Regions from separate parts of the Homo sapiens genome. Here region 1 is linked to region 2. Evidence: chromatin contacts called from ENCODE Hi-C or POLR2A ChIA-PET data. All regions are on one chromosome and are shown on one strand. Each heading gives the region's core, a stretch centred on a gene start or an enhancer-like site at or near the end of the contact. The rest is flanking DNA. Distances are from core to core; before and after follow the strand shown. Region 1 has its middle 27 kb from the start of OPRD1. Region 2 holds the start of PHACTR4 (phosphatase and actin regulator 4).

What was found. Hi-C counts contacts between places; a loop is a spot of excess contacts on that map. ChIA-PET counts read pairs that join two places held with the same protein, here RNA polymerase II (POLR2A). Pooled maps may share reads with other maps.
Region 1: a loop to region 2 is called in a pooled map, with 3 times the contacts of the local background. The contact joins the enhancer-like site here to the promoter of PHACTR4 in region 2. A Hi-C loop is called at or near these places in 6 of 50 pooled maps. POLR2A ChIA-PET finds 5 or more read pairs at or near these places in 2 of 52 experiments (H1 and activated naive CD4-positive, alpha-beta T cell).

What each region holds. Positions count from the first base shown.
Region 1 is chr1:28,783,725-28,787,040 of GRCh38, reverse strand. No RefSeq gene overlaps it. Among named protein-coding and RNA genes, the nearest start is that of OPRD1, 27 kb to the left of the region's middle. RefSeq lists an enhancer at 1,246-1,295. Within about 2 kb of position 1,745, at least 12 of the 41 ENCODE cell types and tissues checked have a DNase peak (open chromatin) inside an H3K27ac peak, as active enhancers do.
Region 2 is chr1:28,367,900-28,371,112 of GRCh38, reverse strand. PHACTR4 (phosphatase and actin regulator 4) reads right to left here and starts at 1,373. Exons shown (of 14, transcript NM_001048183.3): 1 at 1,288-1,373. RefSeq lists a silencer at 1,000-1,219 and enhancers at 1,301-1,595, 1,246-2,201.

The DNA of each region.
Region 1 (3,316 bases), core at 496-2,995, 420 kb before region 2:
ACCTCAAGTGATCCGCCTGCCTTGACCTCTCGAAATGCCGGGATTACAGGCATGAACCACTGCGCCCAGCCCAGACTAATTTTTGAAATTTTTATACAGTCAGGGGGTCTCACTTTGATGCCCACACTGGTCTTAAACTCCTGGCCTCAAGCAATCCCCCCTCTTTGGCCTCCCAAAGTGCTGGGATTACAGCATGAGCCACCACACACAGCCTGAAAACACTCTTAAAGTATCAGCAAAGACCTATGATTTAGCAAAGAAACCACCTAGAATTCATGATTCATTCACTCAAGTTTATTGAGCCTCTACTATATGCCTGACACATAAATCTCAATTGAATAACTTTCTTCAGACCCTTCTGTATGCATTGCATTAATTTCATAAGACCGTTGTCCTTTCATTGCCTAGGCATGGTGGTTCACACCTGTAATCCCAATTCCCAGAACAGCCTGGGCCACATGATGAAACCCTATATCTACAAAAAAATACAAAAAATAGCTGGATGTTGTGGTGGGTGCCTGTAGTCCAGCTACTTGGGAGACTGAGGTGGGAGGATTGCTTGAGCCTGGGAGGCAGAGGTTGCAGTGAGCCGAGATCACGCAATTACACTTTAACCTGGGTGACAGAGCCAGACCTCATCTCAAAAAAAAAGAAAAGAAGAATGAATGTTGTCCTTTCATTAAAAATGTGAGGCTGGGCTCAGTGGCTCATGCCTGAAATCCTAGTACTTTGGGAGGCCGAGGCAGGCAGATCACTTGAGGTCAAAAGTTTGAGATCAGCCTAGCCGACATGGTGAAACCCCATCTCTACTAAAAATACAAATATTAGCCAGGCATGGTGGCATGTGCCTGTAATCCCAGCTACTCGGGAGGCTGAGGCACAAGAATCGCTTGAACCTGGGAGGCAGAGGCTGCAGTGAGCCGAGATCAAGCCACTGCACAGCCTGGGTGACGGAGGGAGACTCTGTCTCCAAAAAAAAAAACAAACAAACAAACAAAAAAAACAAGAAGTGAGGTCTCACCAGAACTTTTTATTTAATCTCCCACCAAACTCAGGATAACCCAGCCATCCTTGACAATTCATCATTCCCCCAGTTTCCCATGAGTCTGTTACCTCTACCCAGAATGTCCTCCAACTGGATAAATTCTCCTTATGTTTAGGCCCAGTTCAAATGTCATCTCTGTGAACTTTCCCCAAATGCCTCAAACTTAATCCTCCTTCCTCAGGGCTCCTAAGGGCCAGAATAGCACTTGTCTTCCCATATAGCGTTGGTGTCTCTGTGGGGCTGCAGTCTCCCTGACCCAGCTGTGCCTCTTCTTCTTCTTCTTTTTTTTTTTTTTTGAGACGGAGTCTCGCTCTGTTGCCCAGGCTGGAGTGCAGTGGCGCAATCTCGGCTCACTGCAGGCTCCGCCCCCCGAGTTCACGCCATTCTCCTGCCTCAGCCTCCCGAGTGGCTGGGACTACAGGCGCCCACCACGTCGCCCGGCTACTTTTTTGTGTTTTTAGTAGAGACGGGGTTTCACCGTGTTAAGCAGAATGGTCTCCATCTCCTGACCTCATGATCCGCCCGCCTCGGCCTCCCAAAGTGCTGGGATTACAGGCGTGAGCCACCTCGCCCGGCCGCTGTGCCTCTTCTTATAAGCCCGTAATAAATTTTTCAAAAATCACCCAACTCCACTCCCTCCCCGGGTCAAAACGGGACTCTGTGCCCAGACTGCAAGGCTCAGGCTGAGCAGCCATCTCAGAAAATACTTCTGTACTGCCACCTCCTGGCAAGATGGGGTATGACAGCTACTGATTCTGGCTTTTCTGGAGTTCTCTCAACTCCTTGTATTCTTTCATTCATTCGTTCTTTTGTTCCTTCTGTGCCAAACTCAGGTTATCTGGTGAGCCAGACAGACCTAGTTCCTGACCTCAGGGAATTTAGAATTTAGAGCAGAAGACACATTAGGAACTGGAATGTTATGGGAGCTATGATCCTGAATGTTTTGAGGCCACAGGAAATGGGGTGGCTTTGCCTATATCTAAAGCTGCCACCCCAGAGGCCATGACTGGGGTATAGTCTGAGCACGACATTGCCCTGCTATTTTGGCTACTAAGACTCTCACTTGGGAAGTGCATCTGTGACCAGGCCTGTCCTCCATATCCACCCTCTACACATTCTCCTGTGATGTTTTTTGGGGGACTCTGTCGCCAGGCTGGAGTTCAGTAAGGCGATCTTGGCTCACTGAAACCTCCACCTCCTGGATTCAAGCGATTCTCCTGCCTCAGCCTCCTGAGTAGCTGGAATTACAGGCACTTGCCACCATACCCGGCTAATTTTTGTATTTTTAGTAAAGACGGTTTCACCATTTTGACCAGCCTGATCTTGAACTCCCAACCTCAAGTGATCTGCCTGCCTCAGCCTCCCAAAGTGCTGGGATTACAGGCATGAGCCACCACACCCGGCCCTTTGTCATGTTTTTTTTTTAACATGATAACAACGGCCGGGCTTGGTGGCTCACGCCTGTAATCCCAGCACTTTGGGAGGCCGAGGCGGGCGGACCACAAGGTCAGGAGTTCAAGACCAGTCTGGCCAACAGAGTGAAAACTCTACTAAAAAACTACAAAAAAGGTGGGGCACAGTGGCTCATGCTTATAATCCCAGCACTCTGGGAAGCTGAGGTTGACAGATCACGAGGTCAGGAGTTCGAGTCCAGCTTGACCAATATGGTGCCCTGTCTCTACTAAAAAAACTACAAAAATTGGCCAGGCATGGTGGCGCGCACCTGTAATCCCAGCTACTCAGGAGGCTGAGGCAGGAGAATCGCTTGAACCCAGGAGGCAGAGGTTGCAGTGAGCTGAGATCATGCCACTGCACTCCACCCTGGGCAACAGAGCAAGACTCCATCTCAAAACAAAAACAAAAACAAAAAAAATTAGCCGGGTGTGGTGGTGTGCGCCTGTAATCCCAGCTACTCAGGAGGCTGACGCGGGAGAATCGTGTGAACTGGGGAGACAGAGGTTGCAGTGAGCTGAGATCGCGCCACTGCACTCCAGCCTGGGCTACAGAGCGAGATTCCGTCTCAAAAAAAAAAAAAAAAAAAAAAAAGATAACAATTAAGAAAAACAGTACACCATACTAAAAACAACTCAGCATCTCTCTCAGTTCCTCTGAATGGCTGGGTCCTGGAATCCATTTCATACCTTCTTGAAGTGAGCTGGAAGAGACCTTCACTTTCATTTATTCATTCTGTAGATAAGCATTGAGCATGTATTAGGTACTAGGCATTGTGTTAAATGCTGAGGGGGTAACAGTGAACAAGAAAGCAAATGG
Region 2 (3,213 bases), core at 124-2,623:
ACAAATTTTACCTTAAGCTGATTCTAGCAATGCAGTCTTCCAACAGGAGGACATACACAGTTACCATTATCTAGCCAAATTTGATCGAATCCACAATCCACGCAGTTCCGCGGTTTCCGGTAAGAATCTACCACACCTCATCCCCTAAACTGGCTTCATTTCTAAACGGGCTTCATTCCTTTTTTTTTTAAGATGGGGTCTTGCTGTGTTGCCCAGGCTGGTCGCGAACTTCTGGCCTCAAGCGATTCTCCTGCCTCAGCCTCCAGAATAGTTGGCATTACAGGCGCGCGCCACCACGCCCGAAATTCATTTCTTTAATTTGGCGAAAAAGTAAGTGACTTCTAGAAGCCACTGGGTTTCTGGTTCCTCTATAAAGCAAATTCTTCCACTGAAGGACTTTTTCCTTCCACTGTTTGTTTTAAAAAGAACAAGAAAAGGAAGAGGTTGGAAGGAGCGAGGAGCTGAGTGTCCGAATGAAGCACTGGAGGGTTTTTTTTTTTTGCAAGCAATCAGTGATGCCCTGTAAGTCACTCTCCTCCGAGATTTGGGAGGTGCGTGAACTGCCATTCTACCATTCACCACTGGTTCTTTGGTCCACCGATCACAGATGTGAGCTGCACAGACATCGCAGCAAATTCGATGCCTTCCCGGTTTCCCGGAGCCGGGGTGTAGAGGGTGGGAGAGAGGGGTCGCTTCTTTTCCTTAATCTCATCTCTCCACCAAGAAAAACGTCGGGAGTTTCGTGCCCTGAAGCCGCCCAGGCTGATGTTTGAAAGTTAAATAATAACCTCCAGGTTTTTACAGAAACTCCGCCTGGCTCCGAAGCCCCCGTTCTGCCCAGCAGGGGTGCAGAGGTCTGAGGCAGGACGGTTTTGAAAAATGTACTTTGACCCGATCCGGTTACTGTAACCGGATCCCCAGGGAGCAGTCCCTGTTGGGGACCGGGGGAACAGGCTCCCCCGTGGCGGAGACTCCATGCACGGACACAAAGGGGGAGCAACGCAGCCCAGACAAAAGGGCCCAGCCAAGTCTCGGGGGGCGGAGAGGGCGAGCCTGCGCGGGCCCTGCCTCAGGCGGAGAAGCCCGGGTTGGACCGTTGTGGGAGGGCCGAGGAGGGAGGCGGCGGCCCCGCCCCGCCCTGGCCCGAAGCGACGGCGACCCGGGCCGTTACCTTCTGCCCGGACCGGGACCCTCTCGCAGAGCCAAGAAAGGGGCCGCAGCCTGAGAGGAGGCCGCAGCCTGATACTGAGCGCGTCCTGCTCACTTTCCCTTGCTCGCTGAACTTACCCAGATCTCCGCCGCCGCCTCCTCAGCCTCCACAGCAGCCTCTCCCGGAAATCCTACCTGGCCCGTTGGCCGCCAGGCAGCAGCCGGAGCCCTTGGCCCCCGGGGAGGGGGAAAAAGGGAGCCGGCTGGACAGTGTAGGGTAGGACGTGCCGCCGCGGAGGCTTACGGGACTTGTAGTCCCCAGCAGGGGCCGGTTGCCCGGCAAGCTGAACAAAATGGCGGGAAGCGTGCGTCCTTTCTCTCCGGGCGGTCGTCCTCCTTACGACCTCTCTGGGCATGCGCTGGCCGCTCTGCGCACCTTGTGTGTAAAAGAACTTGGGCACCTTTCCTGGTACTATGGGAGGCAAAGGTCTTTGGGCTTGGGAGGACAGGGTTCAATACTGGGCTCCAGGCAGTACCCAAAAAGGGAACTGATACAAGAGTGTTGTTTGAGAAAACTGTATCCCTGACTGGCCAAATTTCAATCATAACCTCCCCAAAGGAAAAACTATTTATTGAGGACCAATTTGAAGTGCAAAAAACGTACAAGCAAGTTATCTACCCTCAGTGTTGTGCGTAAGAAACCCAGGAATCATTCTGGACACTTCCCTCAAGCCATTAAGTCCAGTCATTCTACATCCCCAGTATTTTAATTCATTTCGATATCCTTCACTACTATCACCTAGTGAAAGCCACCATCACTTCTCTCCAAGTCTCAGTAGTTTCAGGCCCTAGGCTATCACCCTCCGAAAACCTTCCTTGCTGCTGCCAGAGGACCCTTCTAAATGCAAACCCATTGTATCACACAACCTAAATTAGACCTACATGTAAAACTTGAAGCTACGGCACATCTAGAGGACATTCCAGGAGAAAAATCGATGTGACTTTTCAAATACACTATCCATAAAATTAAAAAAATTGGCCAGGCGCGGTGGCGCATGCCTGTAATCCCAGCTACTCAGGAGGCTGAGGCAGGAGAATCGCTTGAACCCAGGAGGCGGAGGTTGCAGTGAGCCGAGATCTTGCCATTGCAGTCCAGCCTGGGCGACAGAGCAAGACTCCGTCGCAAAACAAACAAACAAACAAACAAACAAATTATCCGGGGCCTAGTGCCAAGCTCCTGTAGTCCCAGCTACGTGGGAGGCTGAGGTGAGATGATCACTTGAGCCTGGGGGGTCGAGATCGCACCAGTGCACTCCAGCCTGGGCAGCAGAGCAAGACCCTGTCTCAATAGAAAAAGAAAAAAGAAGAAAAAAAAATTGGCCGGGTGCAGTGGCTCACACCTCTCATCCCAGCACTTTGGGAGGCTAAGGCGGGAGGATCCCTTGAGCCCTGGAGTTTGAGACCAGCCTGCCAGCCTGGGCAACAGAGTGAGGCCCCATCTCTACAAAAACAATTTTAAAAATTAGCTGGGCATGATGGAACGTGCCTGTAGTCCCAGGTACTCAGGAGGCTGAAATAGGAGGATTATTTGAGCTGGGGAGGTCCAGGCTGCAATGAGCTGTGATGGTGTCGCTACACTCCAGCCTGGACGACAGAGGGAGACCTTGTCTCAAAAAAATATTTAAAATATATTTATTGGCCTGGCACGGTGGCTCACGCCTGTAATCCCAGCACTTTGTGAGGTTGAGGCTGGTAGATCACCTGAGGTCAGGAGTTCGAGACCAGCCTCTCCAAAATGGTGAAACCACATCTCTACTAAAAATACAAAAATTGGCCGGGCACGGTGGCTCACACTTGTAATCCCAGCACTTTGGGAGGCTGAGGCGGGCGGGTCACGAGGTCAGGATATCGAGACCATCCTGGCTAACGCAATGAAACCCTGTCTCTACTAAAAATACAAAAAATTAGCCGGGCGTGGTGGAGGGCGCGTGTAGTCCCAGCAACTCGGGAGGCTGAGGCAGGAGAATGGCGTGAACCCGGGAGGCAGAGCTTGCAGTGATCTGA